Linked DNA regions of Homo sapiens: region 2 is linked to region 1. Evidence: read pairs that join two places in POLR2A ChIA-PET (ENCODE). Cell type or tissue: Caco-2. All regions are shown on one strand. Each heading gives the region's core, and the rest is flanking DNA. Links, peaks and the distances in the headings are about the cores only. Region 1 overlaps GINS1 (GINS complex subunit 1). Region 2 overlaps ZNF337 (zinc finger protein 337).

The links. ChIA-PET counts read pairs that join two places held together with the same protein. Peaks named below come from ENCODE experiments on the same cell type or tissue, not always from the same donor. Only the 100,000 strongest peaks of a DNase experiment are listed, where the experiment ranks them.
Region 2: POLR2A ChIA-PET joins it to region 1 with 5 read pairs; 2 of 35 experiments call an interaction of 5 or more read pairs at or near these places.

What each region holds. Positions count from the first base shown.
Region 1 is chr20:25,412,329-25,418,680 of GRCh38, reverse strand. It overlaps GINS1 (GINS complex subunit 1), which reads right to left. Exons shown (of 7, transcript NM_021067.5): 2 at 4,827-4,891; 3 at 1,479-1,577; 4 at 486-576. Among named protein-coding and RNA genes, the nearest start is that of GINS1, 7.8 kb to the right of the region's middle. In Caco-2, for the core only: no CTCF peak of the experiment used is centred there; no DNase peak of the experiment used is centred there.
Region 2 is chr20:25,682,567-25,688,918 of GRCh38, reverse strand. It overlaps ZNF337 (zinc finger protein 337), which reads left to right. Exons shown (of 5, transcript NM_015655.4): 2 at 2,453-2,528; 3 at 2,797-2,923; 4 at 3,257-3,352. The coding sequence starts at 2,502. Among named protein-coding and RNA genes, the nearest start is that of ZNF337, 11 kb to the left of the region's middle. RefSeq lists an enhancer at 3,115-3,174. In Caco-2, for the core only: no CTCF peak of the experiment used is centred there; a DNase peak (open chromatin) is centred at 2,663.

The DNA.
Region 1 (6,352 bases), core at 2,199-4,698:
TCTTCATCCTGTAACAAGGAAATTTAGGCACAGCAACAGGTCAAGTGACTTGCTCAATATTAGACAGCAGAGATTTGAACCTAAGCCCACCTGACTCCAATCCTATGTCCTTAAATAATGGGCTAGTTCTTTGCCTCAGTGACTAGGCAAATATGAATTTTGATTAGGAAAGTATATATACACATGTAAACATTTCATGGAATATCACCAAATAATAATGCCAGTTTTTTAATCCCACTGATGGATCACTAATAAGTAACATCATGGGACTCTATTTTGTTAAGTAATAATAGAATTTTCCACATATGATTTAGAATTACTCCTCACCACATAGTTCCCCTCACATTATATACTAAATACCAGCCAAAAATTGGGGAAAAACAGACATTAAACACAAAAAGAGGAATACCAATAAACACTATTATAGAACAATGCCAGAACTTTAGCATTTTCAAAATTTATAAACTTGAACAATGCTAACTCACTTCTTCAGCAGCCATGTGAAATCGTAATGCATTTGGCAAGACGCTACCATATTCCCATCTGAGTGCTCTGATCCGAAGCAAGCGGTCATACCTAGGACATCAAGAAGGTATTGGGTGGCATAAGAATAAACGGGGGATCACGTGTGGACTTCATTTGGCCCCTGATGCAAACACACCAGCTCTAAACAGACATCTTAGGGAAAACAAGAAGAACATGAACACAGTCTGAGAGTCGACCTGAAGGCACTGTCCACTCCTCCACGTGTGACAGCAGCACAGTAGTCCTGGGAAAAAGGTCCCTAAGGTCCTTATTTCTTTCTTTCCCCCGCCTTTTTTTGTTTGAGACAGAGTTTTGCTCTTGTCACCCAGCCTGGAGTGCAATGGCACGATCTCCGTTCACTACAACCTCTGGCTCCCAGATTCAAGCAATTCTCCTGCCTCAGCCTCCCAAGTAGCTGAGATTAGGCACCCGCTACCACTCCCAGCTAATTTTTGTATTTTTAGTAGAGACAGGGTTTCACCATGTTGGCCAGGCTGGTCTCGAACTCCTGATCCCAGATGATCCACCCGCCTTGGCCTCCAAAATTGCTGGGATTATAGGCATGAGCCACTGTGCCTGGCCAAAGGTCCTTATTTCTAAGACAAAGAAAAAATAGTAAGAACACTACCGTATTCAGTAGTGAAAGACCGTGATGCACTTAAATAGTGTGGCACCAACAAGTGAAACACGATGAAAAAAATATGGCAAAATAATAAAAATTGTTAAAACCATATGATAGCTCCACTGGGGTTCATTATAGTATTATTCTCCCTACTTTTAAAAGTGTTGTGATTTTTCATAATAAAAAATTAAAAAAATGAAAACACAGAGGAAAAATTTAGAATGCTTACAAAGAGAGAGAGATCTAAGATTTCATGTTACCCATTTGAGATGGTCAACTGGGAAGCCACACAGAAAATCCTGCCACCCCAAGCAAAAACTGAGAAGCTTACAGGTATGCTACAGTGCAGCGTCGATTTCTTAACAGAGAACAGTGTCGAAATTTGATAGTTGGTATCAAATCACTTCGTCCACCTGACTTTGCTTCATTCCTGATAGGAGCATTTAAAAAGAAAAAAAATATGTACTTTTCAGGATAAGTAAAATTTTCAAAGCCAACTAACAACTGAGTTACATGCTTGTTTTTAATCCATTTGTGATTAGCAGTTAACCTAAGCAAATAATAACTATTTGTACATCAGAGCTTTTATTAATATGTTAAAAAGCCAAAACCTAAACAACTTGCCTAAGATCATGCTACCAGATACATTTTGTTTAGGCATTTGGTACTTTGCATTTTTGCACACTGATTAATCTCTATTCTTTCTAAAAGACACTGTGTTATTCACTTTTCAGGATTCCATTATCACGCTGAGATAAGAGACAAAGCTAACATGATGGACATGAGGTTATGGTCTTACGTCATGTCGCTATTCTACATAGTACCTCCCTTCCAGTGGAGCTTCCAAATCCTCATTATAACAAAGTGAGGTAAAATGGAGTCAAAATGGTCTTTCACTCATCTTACAAATATCTGTTGATCTCCAAATACGTGTACGTACTATACTTCAGTATTTCTCACACTGAAAATTTTGGTTTTACCCTATAAAAAGTACATGTAACTTTTGAATGAATAAGAATCTACTTTGGAGTTTTTAAGCAACCATATGCATATAAAAAGAATTCATTCATGTAGTGCCTGCCTCTATGCCAGGCACTGTGCTAGGCCCTGATAATACAGGCAAAATACATGTCCCATCCTGTCATGTCTTCTAGGGCTGTTCTATATACTTCTGCCACCCTATGAAAGTCTGATGAAACTAGGAAGGTGGAATAAAGAATTTTGGATCATGAATTTGCGAATGGCATAAACACAGAGAATACAAGAAAATCATTCCCTTACTGAACCAAGGCCTATAGGGTCTCCTCCAAAACATTTATAACCTTCTCACTTTCTACCAAGTCTGGGTCACCTCTCTAGTAACCTGGTGACCAGCTTCCCCCACCTCTCAGCCCCTCCACACAGCAACCAGCATTATCTTTTAAGACACAAACACACCACCACCTGTCCACACTTACACCTCATCTGGTGTCATCCTTTGCCACTTGCCAAACTCCAGCCACATAGGTCTTCTTTAAGTGTCAGTTTCTTGAGTGCCCCATTCTCTTCCATGATTCAGGGGCTTTTGCATATGCTGTTCCCTCCACCTAGAATGTTCTATGCCCACAGTCACTGCCTCCCTAAGACTTGCATCTCCTGCAGGCCTCAGCTGAAATGTCTCCTCTTTGGAGAGAAGTTCCCTGATTCCTCAATTTAAGCTAGACCTTCTATTCATTTTTCTTTCTCCTTGCACTCTTCTGATTTCCTTCATAGCATGAATCCCAATTTGGCATATCTATATTTCATGTCTGTCTTCTGCACTAGACAGTGAGCGCCAGGGACAGGCATCTTTTTTTTTTTTTTTTTTTTGAGATGGAGTTTCGCTATTGTTGCCCAAGCTGGAGTGCAATGACGCGATCTCGACTCACCACAACCTCCGCCTCCCAGGTTCAAGCGATTCTCCTGCCTCAACCTCCGGAGTAGCTGGGATTACAGGCATGCGCCACCACGCATGGCTAATTTTGTATTTTTCGTAGACAGGGTTTCACCATGTTGGTCAGGCTGGTCTCGAGCTCCTGACCTCAGATGATCCACCCGCCTCGGCCTCCCAAAGTGCTGGGACTACAGGCATGGGCCACACTGTGCCCAGCCCGGGAAAGCCATCTTGACTGTTGTTTACCACTGAAATAGCACAGCCACTTATTGATACATATTTGTTTAGTACATATTTGAGTAAATCAATGAATGGCTTAGGGACTTGAGTTCAGGACTTTAAATCTGCCTTATATTTACTGCAAATCTGTTGAGGTTCACTTCCTCAGTCCACCTGTAAAGATTTTTCTGTATCTCTCCTTATACACAGGAGTTGGAAATGCTCCTATCATTTTATGTGCCTCACAAATCTTACCAGCCATAACACTGATTTCTATATTCAAGTAACTGATAAAAACACTGTAGCGAACAAGCCCAAAGAGGAAACCTCATGTCACAGACAGTTGAGACCCTGAATACTTCAACTTTGATCCAGTACTTGACTCCCTTTGGTGTCGCACAGGAACATACGAAGTTTGTCATACGCCCAAATTCTCCACTGTGCCAGCTACCATGCTCAGTTCTAAAGAGTCAATAAATCTAGTCACCTCTCTGGACCTACTACACTGAAACCTTTTATAGCTAGTTCTCAGAGAACTCCACTCAAACTATCAGAAATCACTGCTGCTCCTATTTATATCCATTTAATAAACTGCCTATTCTTCCTTTAACAAACTCACTAAGGCAACTGTTGATAAAAATATAAACAGTGGGAACCATGTATTTCACTTTGTTAGGTTTTTATTTTTATTTATTATTTTTAAAGATGGAGATCTCCTTCTGTCACCCAGGCTAGGGTGCAGTAACGTGATCATAGCTCACTGCAGCCTCAAACCCCTGCACTCAAGCAAGCCTCTCACCTTACCCTGCTGAGTAGCTAAGACTCCAGGTGTGTGCCACCACACCCAGCTAATTTTTATTTTTTTAATAGAGACAGAGTCCTGCTATATGTCCAGGCTCCTGGCCTCAACTGATCCTTTTGCCTTGGCCTCCCAAAGCACAGGGATTTATAGCCATGAGCCACCGTGTCCAGCCTATTTTTATTTTTTATTTTAGGGTATGTCATTTATTTTAGGTCCACTCTAATTCCTTTCAACTCTTATCAGCCAAACAACAGATATTTATTAAGCAGTGATCAGCACAAATTTCTTCAGACTTTTGCTAATTTGTACAGCTAGAGCAGATAATTTTACAGATAATTTTTAAAAATCGCATCCCAAAACTAATGCAAGGTTATCTGATTTCAACATCTTTTTTTTTTTTTTTTTTTTTTTGGAGACAGAGTCTTGCCCTATCGCCAGGCTGGAGTGAAGTGGTGCAATCTCAGCTCACTGCAACCTCCACCTCCCGGGTACAAACAGTTCTCCTGCCTCAGCCTCCTGAGTAGCTGGGATTACAGGCACCCACTACCACACCCGGTTAATTTTTGTATTTTTAGTAGAGACAAGGTTTCACCATGTTGGCCAAGCTGATCTCAAACTCCTGACCTCGTAATCCGCCCGCCTCAGCCTCCCAAAGTGCTGGGATTACAGGCGTGAGCCACCGCGCCCGGCCAATTTCAACATCTTAATTATTGAATTGTTTTAGAATATCATCTTATGAAACTTACACATCAGACTGGTTTTGTTCATACAAAGCTTTCATCTCCTCCAGAACTTGTCTGAGTCCATCCTCCTAGAACATATAAACCGATATTGAAATCCACTGATTTCCCCACCAATTCTGTGGCAATATGCTATCAATACTGAACTGTATCTTTCATTTATATACTTTAGCAAAAAGCAATAGTCCTTTCACACCCCACTAGCATGGTTATAACAAGTGTTGGTGAGATGCGGAGAAACTGGAACCCTCGTACATTGCTGGTGGGAATGTAAAACGGTATAGCCCTGTGGGCAAAAACTTGACAGTTCCTCAAAAGCTACACACAGAATTACCATATGACTCAGTAATTTTACTCCTAGGTGTATATATATACTCAAGAAAACAGAAAACACATGTTTTTTGCAGCATTATTCATAACAATAAAAATGTAGAAACAACCCAAACGTCCATCAAATGATAGATGGATAAACCTTCCACTTATCTGAAAAATCTAATATAATAAAAAGAATGGGTCAAGGGTGGTGGCTCATGCCTGTAATCCCAGCGCTTTGGAAGGCTGAGGCGGGTGGATCACCTGAGGTCAGAAGTTCAAAACCAGCCTGGTCAACATGGTGAAACCCCGTCTCTCCTAAATATACAAAAATTAGCCAGGCGTGGTGACAGGCTGTAATCCCAGCTATTCAGGAGGCTGAGGCAGGGGAAATCGCTTGAACCCGGGTTGCAATGAGCCAAGATCATGCCATTGCACTCCAGCCTGAGCAACAAGAGCGAAACTTCGTCTCAAAGAAAAAAAAAAAAAAAATGAACTACTGACAACATACACAACAATGAGGATAATCTGAAATACGTTATACTGAGCAAGAGATGCCTGACACAAGAGTTTACATGAAATGATTCCCTCTGGCCCTTCACAGGAAAAGTTTGCCAAAAAGAATAATATCATCTGTAGTCAGAGAAAGCAAATTCATGGTTGCCTAAGGCTATAGGTGGGAGGTAGCTACAAAAGGGGGGCAAAGTTACAGAAATCTTTTTTAATTTTTTTATTTTTGTGGGTACACAGTAGGTATGTATATTTATGGGTTATATGAGATATTTTGATAATTACAGAAATCTTGATCAGGGTGCTGGTTATAAAGATGTACATATTAGTCAAAATTCAAAAATCTATTAAAATACACATGTTGTATGTAAATTATACATCAATAAAATTGACGAACAAAGATATCAATCGTCCTACTGAAGCATGAGGTATAAAGAAAAATATGTAAATAATTCATAATTTACTAAAAAATGGTCTTTTTTTTTAGATGGAGTCTCACACTGTCGCCTGGGCTGGAGTGCAATGGTGCAATCTCGGCTCACTGCAACCTCTGCCTCCTGGGTTCAAGCAATTCTCCTGTCTCAGCCTCCCGAGTAGCTGGGATTACAGGCGCCCACCACCACGCCTGGCTAATTTTTTGTATTTTTAGTAGAGACGGGGTTTCACTATATTGGCCAGGCTGGTCTTGAACTCCTGACCTCGGGTGATCC
Region 2 (6,352 bases), core at 1,394-3,893, 270 kb before region 1:
GACCACGAGGAGGAGGCCCGCCTCAGCCTCCCAAAGTGCTAGGATTACAGGCGTGAGCCACCGCGCCCGGCAGAGATACTTACCCTTACTTAACCTATCTGTAGTTCTCCGCTTAGGAACAAAAGGAAAGGTAGCTTCTTGGATGAATCAGCTTTCAGCTTAATATTTTTCTTTTGGCAGAGTGGTTTGGGTTCCAACGTTTTTATTTTCCTTTCACTGCTTTCAGGGAGCAAAAGAGAAAAACCTACATTACTATCTTAATGCAGAAAAATACTTGATAACATTTCACACCTATTCAGGGTAAAAATTCTCAGTAAATGAGGAATAGAAAGAATTTCCCTTAATGAAACAAAGGTTATGTGTGACAGCCTGGCTGCAATCATCATATTTAATGGTGAAGTGTGTTCACACTAAGATCAGGAACAAGCATTAATGTTGATTCTTATCACTCTTATTTAGCATTATCCTAGAATAACTAGCTAACCTGTTAAGGTATTAAAAAGGAATAAAAGGCATAAACGTTGAAACAGAAAAAAAAATTTTTTATTCACAGAAGATGTGAGTATGTACATGGAAGAATAGTTAAACAACTAGATACTAGTAACACACAGTTTAGGAACTTCAGAAAATAAGGTCAGTATTTTTAAAAAGCACTTGTATTTCTGTAACCTAGCAGCAAACAGTTAAAAAATGAAATACATATTTATACTACCATCAAAAACAACATATTTAAACTTCTAAGAGTAAATGTAGGGGAATATCTTTGTGACTTTGGAATAGGTAAAGATAGCACAGATGGGACATGAAAGGTAAACTATTTATGTAAGTATATAGAAAGAAATAACAAAAATGTTTTAAATCACCTTTCAACTGCCGTCAGAGGAAGAAATTTCACTGTTTTTCTTCTCCAACTACATGTAAACCAAAAAGTATCAGAGTCAAGTACCAATTTAGATGTTTATTTTGCCACAGTTGAGGACATGCCACAGAAAGAGGCCAGTGGCTTTCCCCAAAGATGAGTTTGAGAGCCTCATTGTTTAAAAAGGAAAAGTAGGCTGGAGGGGAAAGAGGAAAGGTGTGGTAATCCACCTGTGACAAGAGAAAAGGAGCAGGTAGGAAAATAGTTATGCATTCATCTCACACTCAGTAAATCAGCACTTTACATAAGATACGGTGTGCATAGAGTAGCTACTATGGAGATATTTAACGTTTTATCTGTAGCTATCTCCTTAAGAACAAAAGGAAAGGCAGCTTCTTGCATGACTTAGCTTTCAGCTTAATGTTTTTCCTTTTGGCAGAGTGGACTGGGGTCCCTAGTTTTATTTTCTTTTCATAACACCATAGTATTTGTTCACTTCTGTCTCAAAGTTACTGGCTAGTGGATGTATGCTGTGTTCATCATAATCACCACATGATAGCATCTTTGTTCCTTCACATTTCCTTCTTTTCACCCCTATATGTCTGTGTTTTTAATTTTATTTTTTTAGTCAAAACATTCACTTAAAAGTATAGTGAATACTCTAATGAAATCATTACACCCACCACTTTAATTTACAGTTCTTTTCCTGTATTTCTACTGGAATTTTTTTCAAAAAATTCGGAGAAAATAATATAATGAACCCAGTACACATTATTCAGTTCTAAAAATTATGAAGTGTGGCCAGTAATGCTCAATTGACTTTTGAGGGTGAGAAGGGGTGTTTAAGCACATCCAGACATCATTTTCACTCATGAATGTTCCAAAAGTTTGTATACAAGGAAGGGCTCATGTTTTTAAAACCCAAAATACTTTTATAACAACAAAATTAATGTTTGATAATCTAATATCCAATTAGTGTTCAGATTTCACTGGCTGTTAATACTCCTCACATATTCTTTGTTGCAATCAGGATCCAAATTGCATTGGATCACTCATTGCCTTAGATTAACCATGTGTCTGAGGACTTTTATTCCTGACAGCTCACACTCCCCATGCTATTAATTTGTTAAAGGCTTTGGTGTTGTACAGTACTGAATAACTGCCAATGCCATCTGCCTGTGGCCTTCTCAAGTTTGTCTGCACCTGTGGTTATCCTGACTTCAAACCCGGGGAGACAGAGGCTAGAAGAGGCAGACAGCTCTTGTGTATTCTGTCCAGTGCAAAGAACACCTGGAACTCTGAGCCCTAACCTTAAATGCAAGACCTCATCTGCAGGTGTTCCTCATCCTTTTAGCCCCTCAGTGATGTAAGCAACAAACGTCACCCAGCTCCTGGGGCACACTTCACTCCCAGATGAGCTTGTCCTGGATTTGCAGGGAGCCTGGCTCCCTAGACCTTTTGGCCAGATCCCCACAGGGGAATTGTGCAGGTGCGCCCTCCCCAGATCCCCAGTTGGTATTGGAATCACACCAACTGTCACACATGGGGAGGGCAGCTGCACCCAGCCACCCTCTGACTTCTCTCCTCCCACAGATTGGCCATCTGCAAGCTTCCCTTCTCCGTGGAGAGCAGGAAGACAGTCATGGGACCTCAGGGAGCCAGGAGACAGGTGAGACTTCCCAGAACTGTCGTTCTTGCTGTCACAGGATGGGCCCATTTCCTTCACTGGCCCTAGCAGTTACATTATTAGCACAGGACCAAGGCCAGCACCGCTCCTGGGGAGTGATCTGTCTTTCCTGGCGTCCTCCAGCAGGTGACTGGCCTGTGGGTGTCACTCATCAAGTAGTGATCTGTGTACAGATGGCAGAACCTGGAATCCTCCAACTGCGTGAGTGCAACACTGTCCCTGGTGAGCATGCCTGGGTTTTGTGTTACAGGCTTTCTTGGCATTTGGGGATGTCACTGTGGATTTCACCCAGAAGGAATGGAGGCTGCTGAGCCCTGCTCAGAGGGCCCTGTACAGGGAGGTGACACTGGAGAACTACAGCCACCTGGTCTCACTAGGTAAGCGTGGCTTCCCTCGAGCCTAACATTTGGCCTGTGGTGCCTCTGATGTTGCCATAGGGTTAGGTTCAGAGACAAGAATGTTGTTTTCTCTATTCCCCTGAGGAAGGTCTGGCTTTGGTAAAGTTTCATACTGACTGCCACTGGGCACCTGCAGGCCTTTCCCCACACTGGGGCTCCCCCTGGGGGTTTGTACTCTGAGCATGGTAGACAGGGTCCTCCTGAGCCTTCCCCCTCTGATTCTCCCTCCCTTCCTGCCCTGGGTGGCTCCAGCAAATGGCCCGTGGAGCCTACAACCAGGAGTCACCTCATGGTTTTTTTCCCTGTGAGCAGGAATTCTCCATTCTAAACCAGAACTCATCAGGCGGCTAGAGCAAGGGGAAGTGCCCTGGGGAGAAGAGAGAAGACGCCGGCCAGGCCCCTGTGCAGGTGAGGGGATAGACAGGGCAGACAGAGCACAAGGCACTCCGCCTTTCAGGAGGGAGGAGGCTTCTCTGAGGCCAGGGGACCTGGAAGCTGTTCTGGCCTCCTTGGCTGCTCTTCAGACCACCTGGCCCTGCCTTCCTTCCAGTCCTTGCTGAGTGAGAGGTTCTCCTGAGGTCCCTGGACTCCTTCTCCCAGGAAGCCTCCTTTCCCCCTACTTGCTAGACTTCTTTCTCCCACTCAATCTCCTCATTTGTGACTTTCCTCGTGACTGCCCGACTGCAAGCCTAAGTCTATTGCCCCTTCCTGATACTGTCCAGGTATTCCTATTTTAGCTTCTTTTTGTTTTGTTTTGTTTTGTTTTTTAATTATTTTTCTGTGTAAGTAAATATAAATTTTTTGATACAATTTGCATCTCATTCTTCTATATACTGATTTTCTTTTTTTTTTTTAATTTAAGTTCTGGGGTATATGTGCACAACATGCAGGTTTGTTACATAGGTATACATGTGCCATGTTGGTTTGCTACATCCATCAACTCGTCATTTACATTAGGTGTTTCTCCTAATGCTATCCTCTCCCCTGCCCCCTACCCCCCAACATGCCCCAGTGTGTGATGTTCCCCTCCCTGTGTCCATGTGTTTTCATGGTTCAACTCCCACTTATGAGTGAGAACATATAGTGTTTGATTTTTCTCTTCTTGTGTTACTCTGCTGAGAATGATGGTTTCCAGTTTCATCCATGATCCTGCAAAGGACATGAACTCATCCTTTTTTATGGCCACATAGTATTCTATGGTATATATGTGCCACATTTTCTTTATCCAGTCTATCATTGATGGGCATTTGGGTTGGTTCCAAGACTTTGCTATTGTGAAAAGTGCTGCAGTAAACATACCTCTGCATGTGTCTTTATAGTAGAATGATTTATAATCCTTCGGGTATATACCCAGTAATGGCATTGCCGGGTCAAATGGTATTTCTAGTTCTAGATCCTTGAGGAATCGCCACACTGTCTTCCACAATGGTTGAACTAATTTACACTCCCACCAACAGAGGAAAAGCATTCCTATTTCTCCACATCCTCTCAAGCATCTGTTGTTTCCTGACTTTTTAATGATCGCCATTCTAACTGGCGTGAGATGGTATCTCATTGTGGTTTTGATTTGCATTTCTCTTTTTTTAATTTTTTTTAATATTTTTTATTTATTTGTATTATTATTATACTTTAAGTTTTAGGGTACATGTGCACAATGTGCAGGTTAGTTACATATGTATACATGTGCCATGCTGGTGTGCTGCACCCATTAACTCGTCATTTAGCATTAGGTATATCTCCTAGTGCTATCCCTCCCCCCTCCCCCCACCCCACAACAGTCCCCAGAGTGTGATGTTCCCCTTCCTGTGTCCATGTGTTCTCATTGTTCAATTCCCATCTATGAGTGAGAACATGCGGTGTTTGGTTATTTGTCCTTGAGATAGTTTGCTGAGAATGATGGTTTCCAACTTCATCCATGTCCCTGTAAAGGACATGAACCCATCATTTTTTACGGCTGCATAGTATTCCATGGTGTATATGTGCCACATTTTCTTAATCCAGTCTATCATTGTTGGACATTTGGGTTGGTTCCAAGTCTTTGCTATTGTGTATAGTGCTGCAATAAACATACGTGTGCATGTGTCTTTATAGCAGCATGATTTATATTCCTTTGGGTATATACCTGGTAATGGGATGGCTGAGTCAAATGGTATTTCTAGTTCTAGATCCCTGAGGAATCGCCACACTGACTTCCACAATGGTTGAACTAGTTTACAGTCCCACCAACAGTGTAAAAGTGTTCCTATTTCTCCACATCCTCTCCAGCACCTGTTGTTTCCTTTTTAATGATTGCCATTCTAACTGGTATGAGATGGTATCTCATTGTGGTTTTGATTTGCATTTCTCTGATGGCCAGTGATGATGAGCATTTTTTCTAAGTTTGTTGGCTGCATAAATGTCTTCTTTTGAGGAGTGTCTGTTCATATCCTTTGCCCATTTTTTGATGGGGTTTTTTTTTTTCTTGTAAATTTGTTTAAGTTCTATTTTAGCTTCTTAAAACCTCTGTCCGTTATTCTCCTTCTTCAATTCCCATAGCTTTTTTTCCTTGTCGTTTAATGTTTTAAGCAGTACTACTGTTGCCAGAGGTCACTTCACCTTCCTCCTTCCCCCATTTCCCCCAGATGTACTGCCTGAGTGGGGCTGTGGTCTAGAATTGTGCACCCTCTTAAGTCCCTGTAGTCACCGCAGTGGTTCATCAGGACTCATGATGATGATGATGATGATGATGATGATGATGATGATGATTCTTACCTCTAGGGTGGACTTGTTCTCTCTTGGAGCAGTTTTAGTTCACAGTTAGGCCCTGTGTTCCTCTCTTCTCTTTTCATGCTGTTTTACTGGCTTTCCTCACTCCTCACAGTGGGACCACAGGAGACTGCTGAAAAGTGGTGTTAAGTTTTCTGCTTATGACAATGATAAATTTAGTTTTCTCTATCTTGTTATGTGTCAGTTTCAGGGGTCATCTGTTTCTATTGACCTTTATATCCTATTTGGAGAATGTGTGGACAGATTTAGCCTTACACAGCTGCAGTTCTCCTCGAGTACTTGGAAGTCTCTTTTATGTCTTGTTTAAGAAACCCTTCCTAGATCAAGTTTATAAAGATACAAAGATTTAAAGATATAAAGTTTTTTTTTTTTTGAGTCGGAGTTTCACTCTTGTAGCCCAGGCTGGAGTGCAATGGCGCGATCTTGGCTCCTTGGAACCTCCACCTCCCAGGTTCAAGCAATTCTCCTGTCTTAGCCTCTTGAGTAGCTGGGACTACATGTCCTCACCACCATGCCTGGCTAATTTTTTTTGTATTTTTAGTAGAGAGAGGTTTCACCATGTTGGCCAGGCTGGTTTTGAACTCCTGACCTCAGGTGATCCTCCTGCCTCAGCCTCCCAAAGTGCTGGGATTACAGACATAA